Linked DNA regions of Mus musculus: all the other regions are linked to region 2. Evidence: chromatin loops called from intact Hi-C (ENCODE). Cell type or tissue: heart. All regions are shown on one strand.

What was found. Hi-C counts contacts between places; a loop is a spot of excess contacts. Peaks named below come from ENCODE experiments on the same cell type or tissue, not always from the same donor. Only the 100,000 strongest peaks of a DNase experiment are listed, where the experiment ranks them.
Region 1: a loop joins it to region 2, with 5 times the contacts of the local background. A loop is called at or near these places in 5 of 42 quality-filtered maps.
Region 3: a loop joins it to region 2, with 4 times the contacts of the local background. A loop is called at or near these places in 15 of 42 quality-filtered maps.

The regions. Positions count from the first base shown.
Region 1 is chr14:76,696,000-76,698,499 of GRCm38, forward strand. No RefSeq gene overlaps it. Among named protein-coding and RNA genes, the nearest start is that of 1700105F02Rik, 20 kb to the left of the region's middle. In heart, no CTCF peak of the experiment used is centred here; no DNase peak of the experiment used is centred here; H3K27ac peaks cover 1,558 bases.
Region 2 is chr14:76,502,271-76,504,770 of GRCm38, forward strand. The region is part of intron 1 of Tsc22d1 (TSC22 domain family, member 1); the gene reads left to right. Among named protein-coding and RNA genes, the nearest start is that of 4930444M15Rik, 17 kb to the right of the region's middle. In heart, CTCF peaks have their summits at 1,038 (motif pointing right) and 2,135; a DNase peak (open chromatin) is centred at 2,281; H3K4me3 peaks cover 1,464 bases; H3K27ac peaks cover 1,400 bases.
Region 3 is chr14:76,771,906-76,774,405 of GRCm38, forward strand. No RefSeq gene overlaps it. Among named protein-coding and RNA genes, the nearest start is that of Gm30246, 7.6 kb to the right of the region's middle. In heart, a CTCF peak has its summit at 1,414 (motif pointing left); no DNase peak of the experiment used is centred here; H3K27ac peaks cover 677 bases.

The DNA.
Region 1 (2,500 bases), 190 kb after region 2:
CAAGTTTTCAGTTTACGACCAGTAGGACGTTTGAGGCACCACATTACGGCAGAGGACTCACCGTGAAATGTGGAATAAGAGAAAAGAAAAGACCAGCAACCTCCTGCAGACCCCTAGGAGTCCACGCCCGCTACTGCCTAAGACTTCCCATCAGGCCTCACTTCCTGAAGAAAACGACAGTGCTCCAGTCCCGGGGCGGGGCGGGGCGGGGCGGGGCTGGGGGGTGGGGGGGGGGGAAGACAAGCATTTCACACAAAGGTCATTAGAGGGATACTTATCCAAGTCATAGCAGAGCTCCATGCAAAATAAAAATGAGGAACTTGTTGAAAAAGGAATTTCAAGGGGGTCAGCAATGGAGTCGTAAGGCCCACATAACCTGCATAAGTTCAGGGGTCCTTTGCTCATGAAGTCGCCCAGTTACAGCTCTTATATAAAGCCATTTTCAGAGTTGAGTGTCCAGAAGGAACTACACTGAAGGCTGTGCAATACAGCTAAGGAAAGAGAGATGTCCCTGACTGCTGCTGGCGGGACAGGCCATCCCTCGTAAGTAACCACTACCTAGCGTGTCATTCGAGCGCCAAGCACTTTCCATAGGTTGAATCATTTCATGTACATGCTGGCCCATAAACAACAGTAATCTTCACAACAGCCTTGCACAAAGGCAGGTACTCATTCCCACGGCGTTTTAAGTGAGGAAGTCGAGGGATGGATGGGTGTGTGTGTGTGTGTGTGTGTGTGTGTTTGTGTGTGTAGGAAATGGTGATTTGGAGTCTGGCTCCCAGCTTTCTGATAAAAGAACCTCTATTTTTCTAGTCCCTGCTAGACTTCGAGGGACTGAATTATGCTAAGCTTACAGAGAGCTGATGTATCTGGTATAAACCGGATCCATTCCTCCACAATGTTAGGCTCTACCTTACATTCTGGTAACCAAGCAACTTATTTCCAGTAATCCAGGGCACCTCTTCTGGGGATTGAGATACCTGCAGTGACGAAATAAGAACCAGAAGGCTGCTCTCAGGGCATGCAATCAAAACAAAGCTAATTGCAACATCTCAGGGGGGATGTCGGCTAGACAGAGGCATTATCTGGGAAATCATCCTGTTGGTAGGTTGTGTGGCTGAAAACACAGCCTCCTTGCACACAAAGGGCATTTTTTTCTCTGTTGTCAGTGTCTTCTCATCAACTCACGACAGGTGCATGACCACCAAATAGCAGCCCCCCAAACACACGTTAAAAACACAAGCACACGCACACATGCATGCTTCCATGTAGGTATGCACATGTATGTGTGTGCATGTGCATGCATGTATGTGCACACACACACACACACACACACACACACACACCTGGACAAATTTGAATACAAATAGCATCTGTGTGCTTGTGTATGTGTGTATGTGCGTATGCGCATGCATGTGTGTGCATGTGTGTGTTTCCTGATATGGATTTTGCTTTTTTTTTCCTCCTAATGTCCCCCTCCATCACCAAGCACAATTATTAGCATCTCTATACCACCGAGAGAAGGAGGAATGGTAACTGTCTGTTTGGGTCTACTCTTAGCCACACCGGTGGCCTTTAGTGTTTTGCTCTGCCTACTTATGTGAAGCTTTGGAGAGAAGCAGAATCTGGCTTGGGATTTATTTACCATCCTACGTATACTTTGTGTGTTCACACAAGCTCCTTGAACACAGCCTAGGTACAATAATGGTAACCAAAGTCGTTGTTCAGAGTTAGAGTAGGCCTTTGTTGAGTGTCTTCCACGTGTAGGGTACTTTTGTAAGCAGGTCTTGAAGACTCATCTCTTCCTTGAGCAAAAGATGAAGTGTGTGAGGGGAAGGCACTAGAATTTCAGGTTTGTTGTGTTCTGATCTTTGAATTTCTCAATGAATTTTAGTAAAGTCTGATTCTTACATGGTTCTTACATGGTCCCATTTTAAAGCCTGTACATGTTTGTTTGGGGTCTTTTTTTTTTGTTTTTGACAATAATTGAAAAGAAGTACGGACTTGAGACCTTTTGGGATTCCCAGGCCTCCCTGGACAGTACACTGGCTCCCTCTCTCCTTCTTCCTCCTTCACCTCTCTGATTCCAGGAACTCTTCCCATTCGGGGCCTCATACTAATTGCTTCCTGTGGTAACACTGCCTTCCTCTTGCTCGATAAGGGCGGAGCCTCCATCTCTTGGGGACCTCGTGTGTTTCTGCATCCTGGAAAGGTGGAAACTGTGTGTCCCCCACGCTAGCTCAAGGACAAGAGGCACAGAGTGCAGTCAAGGGGAGAATTTGGCTCCCAGTGTCTAAACACGCCAATCCAAGCCTTCTGCGTGACTGTGCCTGCAAATCTCAGCTTTCACTGCACATTTTAGACTACCCAGTTCTATTACTCCCTTCTCCTCTCCTGTTGGCCTCAGAGGATCTTCCAGTCCATTCAAGAGAAACAGTTTTAATTAAGCATCGCTGTGAACTTGATCATCTTTAAGTCTCTGATTTCTCACGGGAAGCTG
Region 2 (2,500 bases):
GCGAAGATTTCCTCTGTTTCCATTGCCTTTGGTTTAGATTATTTATTCTTCCGTTCATATAAAAAGTTTTTAAGGGAATTCAGCACATTTGTGTAAGAGATGAAAAGCCTCCATTGTTTCCAGCCAGTTCTCCAGTAGGGGAGTGGATTAGACAGATTGGTGGTTGTTCATATTTGCTTCTGTTGCTAATACTGTGGGTAGTCATGCAGTTAAAAATGGTAGGAAACAGAACCGACTTAGCTCTTTTATTTATGTTCAAGAACAACATGAAGAATAAAATCATGTAATCCTTCTACATTGCAGCTGGGACTCTTAACCCCATTTCTCCATATGTCCTGAGCGGCCTTTATTTCTGTGTTTAGCTCTTTTACATTTACAGTGTACCTTTCTGTGATAGTCTTTGCTCTGGAATTGGTGTTCAGCTAAAATATTTAAAAAGATACAGATTGATAGTTAGAATGTTAACTCTAAGATTATAGAAACTAATAATCCCACTTAGCACTCGTGGACATAGGAGCTCCATCCTATTTCACGAGTCACTAGGATTGCCCAGTCCGCCTTTGTTTCCCATTACTGAGAGCGGTGCCTTCAAACAGCACACATCATAAACTACAAATACACTAACACTTTTGTTCAGAAGCAAAGCCTAACACGAAACACAATAAAAAGAATATTGTTTTGTAACGACGCCCATTTTTCAACACAGAAGAGAATTACTCTCCTCTTCTTGTGCTGTATTCAATATATTTGGCGTTTAACTGAATTAATGCAGTTTCTGAAACCATATGCCCCCTCCAGCCTTGGGTAAACTTCAGAGATTGTCTAAGAGACTCTGACCGCAGTTTAGGAAAGTTTATTCCTTGAGGGGGAAGCCTCATCTTGATAGAGGAGGGGTTCACTCTTCACGTGAGTGTAAGAGTGTGTATTTATGTATCATAGTCAGATTTTATTTTGGAATTATTTGAGTACCACTTGCCTATGGAGAGGTCCCAAACTGTTGGTACTTATTTTGTTATTGTAGTCTTTTGCCACTAGAGGGTAGTATTGCAGAGGTTAAATTTTCCTCGACCATACTGCCGACTGTATATAACCTGTAATCAGACGTCTGCCCTTAGTTTTATAGTATGTTAATCCTCATTGATGCATCTTCACAGATATTTAAATTATTAGAGTTGATTTTGCTCCGGGTTAACTCTTATCTAAGGACCATGATTTGATGGCATTAATCTGCTCGCTGTGACTGTTAGGTGAAGAGCGCCTTCAGCATCTCTTGACTGGTGAACTATTTTTAACCACCATTAGATTCTCTCCACATTTTTACTGGTTCAGGCCACACTGCAAATGAGCAAAGGCTACATATTAAGGAATTGCATGCTTTTTGGAAAACGTCCTTGACGTATCAATCTCTCCGATTTAAGAAGACGGAGCATTGCGTCTTGGCGGAATTGCGATCTCACTTCAAGAACCCTTGGCCCTAGGGACTAGCAGAAAATAGATCTGTTTGGGATTGGACCTGTAGATTGATTTTTTTTTCTAGCAATAAATGGAAGAAGACATAATTACTGATGCAGTTAGGGTAATGAGATTTTAAGGCTTACAACTCCGGGGCCGTTTGGGGAAGGTTCCCTGCATTTCATCTTGTAGATTCCTTTGACTCGTTTATTTGCCTACCAAAGAAAAATACAATATTGGTTTTTTTGTACATAACTGATAAGCTTTATGTGGAGCTATCTCCCACCAAAAAGGCAAATGTAATATTCCTATGAATTTCATTAGCATGAAAAAGGAATTCCTGCAGCAGGATTATTATCCTTGCACAGAACACAGCCTCTGTAGCCTCCCGTTAGTGCTTCTTGTAAGAACCCAATAATTGAAATCGAGACGCCGGCGTTCCTGAGTCTTAGTGGTGGGACTGGGCATGCCCAGTAGCTCGGCTGGGTCTGGTTGCAAAGAGCAAGCTTGCGGGCAGGGTTGAGCGCCGCCGCAGGGACTGCTTTGGAGACGGGGTCTTACTCCCTTAGACGTAAGCGTGCGGGCACCGGGAGCTTTCGGGAACCCTGACGCGAGCGAGCCTTGGAGGAGGTGGCGCCCAACCCCCTCCCTCTCCTCCCCTCCCCGCTCCGCCGGCGCCGCGGGCACCGGGAGGGACTGCAGCCCGGGAGCGCGGGGCGGGCCTATGGCGCGGCCAATCGGCGCGGCGCCTCCCCGCCTATATGTGGCGCTGGGGCCGGGCGGCCTCCTCTAGAGGAGTGGAGCCGGCAGCCGAGTAGGACCGAGCTGCTGCAGACGCGCCGGGTCACTCGAGCCAGCACCACCGTTCTCACGCCCTGAGCTGCAGACAGCTAGGCGGTTTTATCTAGTTTGAACCAGGCTGCTGGAGCTTGCTCCCTCCCGCCCTCTCTCTTTTTTTTCCACGGGGCTGTTTTTTTAATTTGGCTGCAATTGCATGAAATCCCAATGGTGTAGACCAGTGGCGATGGATCTAGGAGTTTACCAACTG
Region 3 (2,500 bases), 270 kb after region 2:
GCCAGTCATGCACCTGCCCCTTGACTCTTGGAGCTGAGTGCAAACAGCTTGCTCCCTGCCTTTCACAGAGATTCTCCATCACTGCAATTTGTACTATGTTCTCTAGGAAGGTATGGCTTCTGCCTCAGGAGAGAGCTCATAGCTACACATGGGGAGACAAAGGACCAGCTTCCCTCCCTTCATTTGAGACCACTACCACAGTCCATGGTGGTGAGCTGTAGCTATCTCTAACTGTGCTCCCATCTGACCTCCCTACAGTGCTCTTGTTCCTAGGAACACAGCTGCCCATAAATCCTTTGAGTAAGAGTCCTTGTCTCAGGTTCTGCCTCCGACAGAGCCTAAGTTAGACACAATTACTTGGAGAGAGCTCTTCTTCTTTGCCTGAGCAATAACGAGTCCTTTTGTTCAATGTGTTTCTGCTGCTCTGTCCCTGAGCATATCTGCCACATGCCATCTCCAGCTCCAGGAAGAAAATAGTTTCGGATCTGTAGCTGTCACTACACACCTGGCTCATCCCAAGCAAACCTCTTCCCTGTTGTCTAATTCTTCCTGGCCAGCTCCATTCAACCTGGCTGGCCTATTCTTTAAACCAGATAATCACACTTTTAACAACCAAGTCTTGAATTGCAGGAAAACATTCTCTTATTCATTCATCCCGAATTTAGAGATCGCTGAACTTATAGCCTAGGCTGGATACACAGGATATGGTTACACACAGACAAGGCATAGCACCTACTCTCCAGAAACAGTCTAGGGGCAAAAGGAGCAAGAGAATGGGTGATTCAAGTGGAATTCATGTTCTATGCTGCAATATGATGCTATGGGAACACGGAAGAGAGGCCCTTGAATCATAATAGAGGTCAAAATGACTTGTTCTTCATTGTGGCTGACCCAAGGCAGGAATAAATAGAATAGACAGACCCCGGCACACTATCAAACAGAGCTGTTGATTCAAGCAACCAAGGGTTACAATGCACAAAGATGTGTAGGTTTGAGCACAAAGAATGGTTGCTTAGCGATGGGCAAAAGAAAGAGAGAGAGAGGCAAAGGACGATGCTGGGTTGCAGCTTTTCTCCCACTCATGTGCTCGCTTCCTGGGGCCTAAAGAAGGAACAGCTGAATTCAGTGGTGACTGGCTAGCTCAGCGGTAATCAAAATTGAGTTCTCCCCTAGCCTTCTCACACAAATGCATGGCTGATAGCTCATAAACACAGCCAGGATGCGTCAGGCTCCCTGCACAGTTGTTGCTTATTCCTGCAGGGCCGTGCATCAATCTACTCCTGTAAGACACGCAGAGGTTATATCTAAGCGTGAGTTTAAGAATGCTAATTGTTCTATGATGCTATTAGTGTAGTTGGTGCTAATGGGAAAATAATTACCACCCTGTGCCTCTCTGAGCGTGTTCATTGCCCTCTTGTGGTTATGGAGTCACTTGGCTATGGATCATAATGACTTAAGACAGGAGAGCTAGTATCACTCTGGCTGTACAATGGGGGAGAGGGACGGAAAGGAGAAGGTGTTTGAGGGAGGATAGGGACTGAGGAACACTTGATTTATTTTCCATAGTAGAGGGAGTGCCTTGGGTATCAGACTGTGACATCCTAAAGCATTAATGTGACTTGGTGACTCAAGGTGACTCTTAGGTATCGGTCAGTTCTGTTGGCGATTGTGCAGTGAGTATTAAGAGCTAAAGGCCAGTGCGTGTCCTCTGATACCACCCGCTTCCTTGGATTTGAATCCCTAGGGTCAGTCCAGATTTCTCCATCCCATGTGTTCTCTGCTTCCATCACTCTCAACGCCCATCAGCCGCATCTCCGGGCATCTCTTTTATGTTGCCTCCTCTCTGGCTCTGACCGTATTCTGTGGACATGTCTCACTGTGGACTACTGATCTGAATCACAACTTGGCTAGCTTCCACTACTCTATTCTCAGAGCATCCTGACCCCTTTGATGATGCGGGTTCCTGATACAAACTTCTCCACATAGGTATCACTAGATAGTTACAGTTTCTAAGACACACTTTGCCACCTGGTTAGAAAGGTTGCAGTCACAGACATGCTTCATGGTGTGAAATTAAACCTCATCCGGTGGACTAATGGAGCGAAGGAAGAAGGAGCTATTAACTGTGGAGCCCATTTCCATGTCAGCTTAACTTCCCATCTACTGAGTGCCCGCTCTGTTCTCGCCTCTGCTTTCCACGTGTATTGGCTGAACAGACACGAAACATTGCATGGCCTCTGACTTTGAGATCCTCAAAAACCTTTGACAGATGGCTTTTGTCAAGGCTTTCTGCAGCCTCGACACACGTACAATCCCACTAACACCCCCCCTGACTTGTTAGATCTCCTCTTTCTAATTCTATCTGGAGCTTTTCTTCCTGTAGTCACCTACCCTTTGGTAAATTGTTACCTACCTTTCCAACATTAAACCTTTCACCAACTAAGACTGTATGTGACCTCTCTGTGCTTCAGTTCCGTTCTCCTAAGCCTTCCTTCCCATG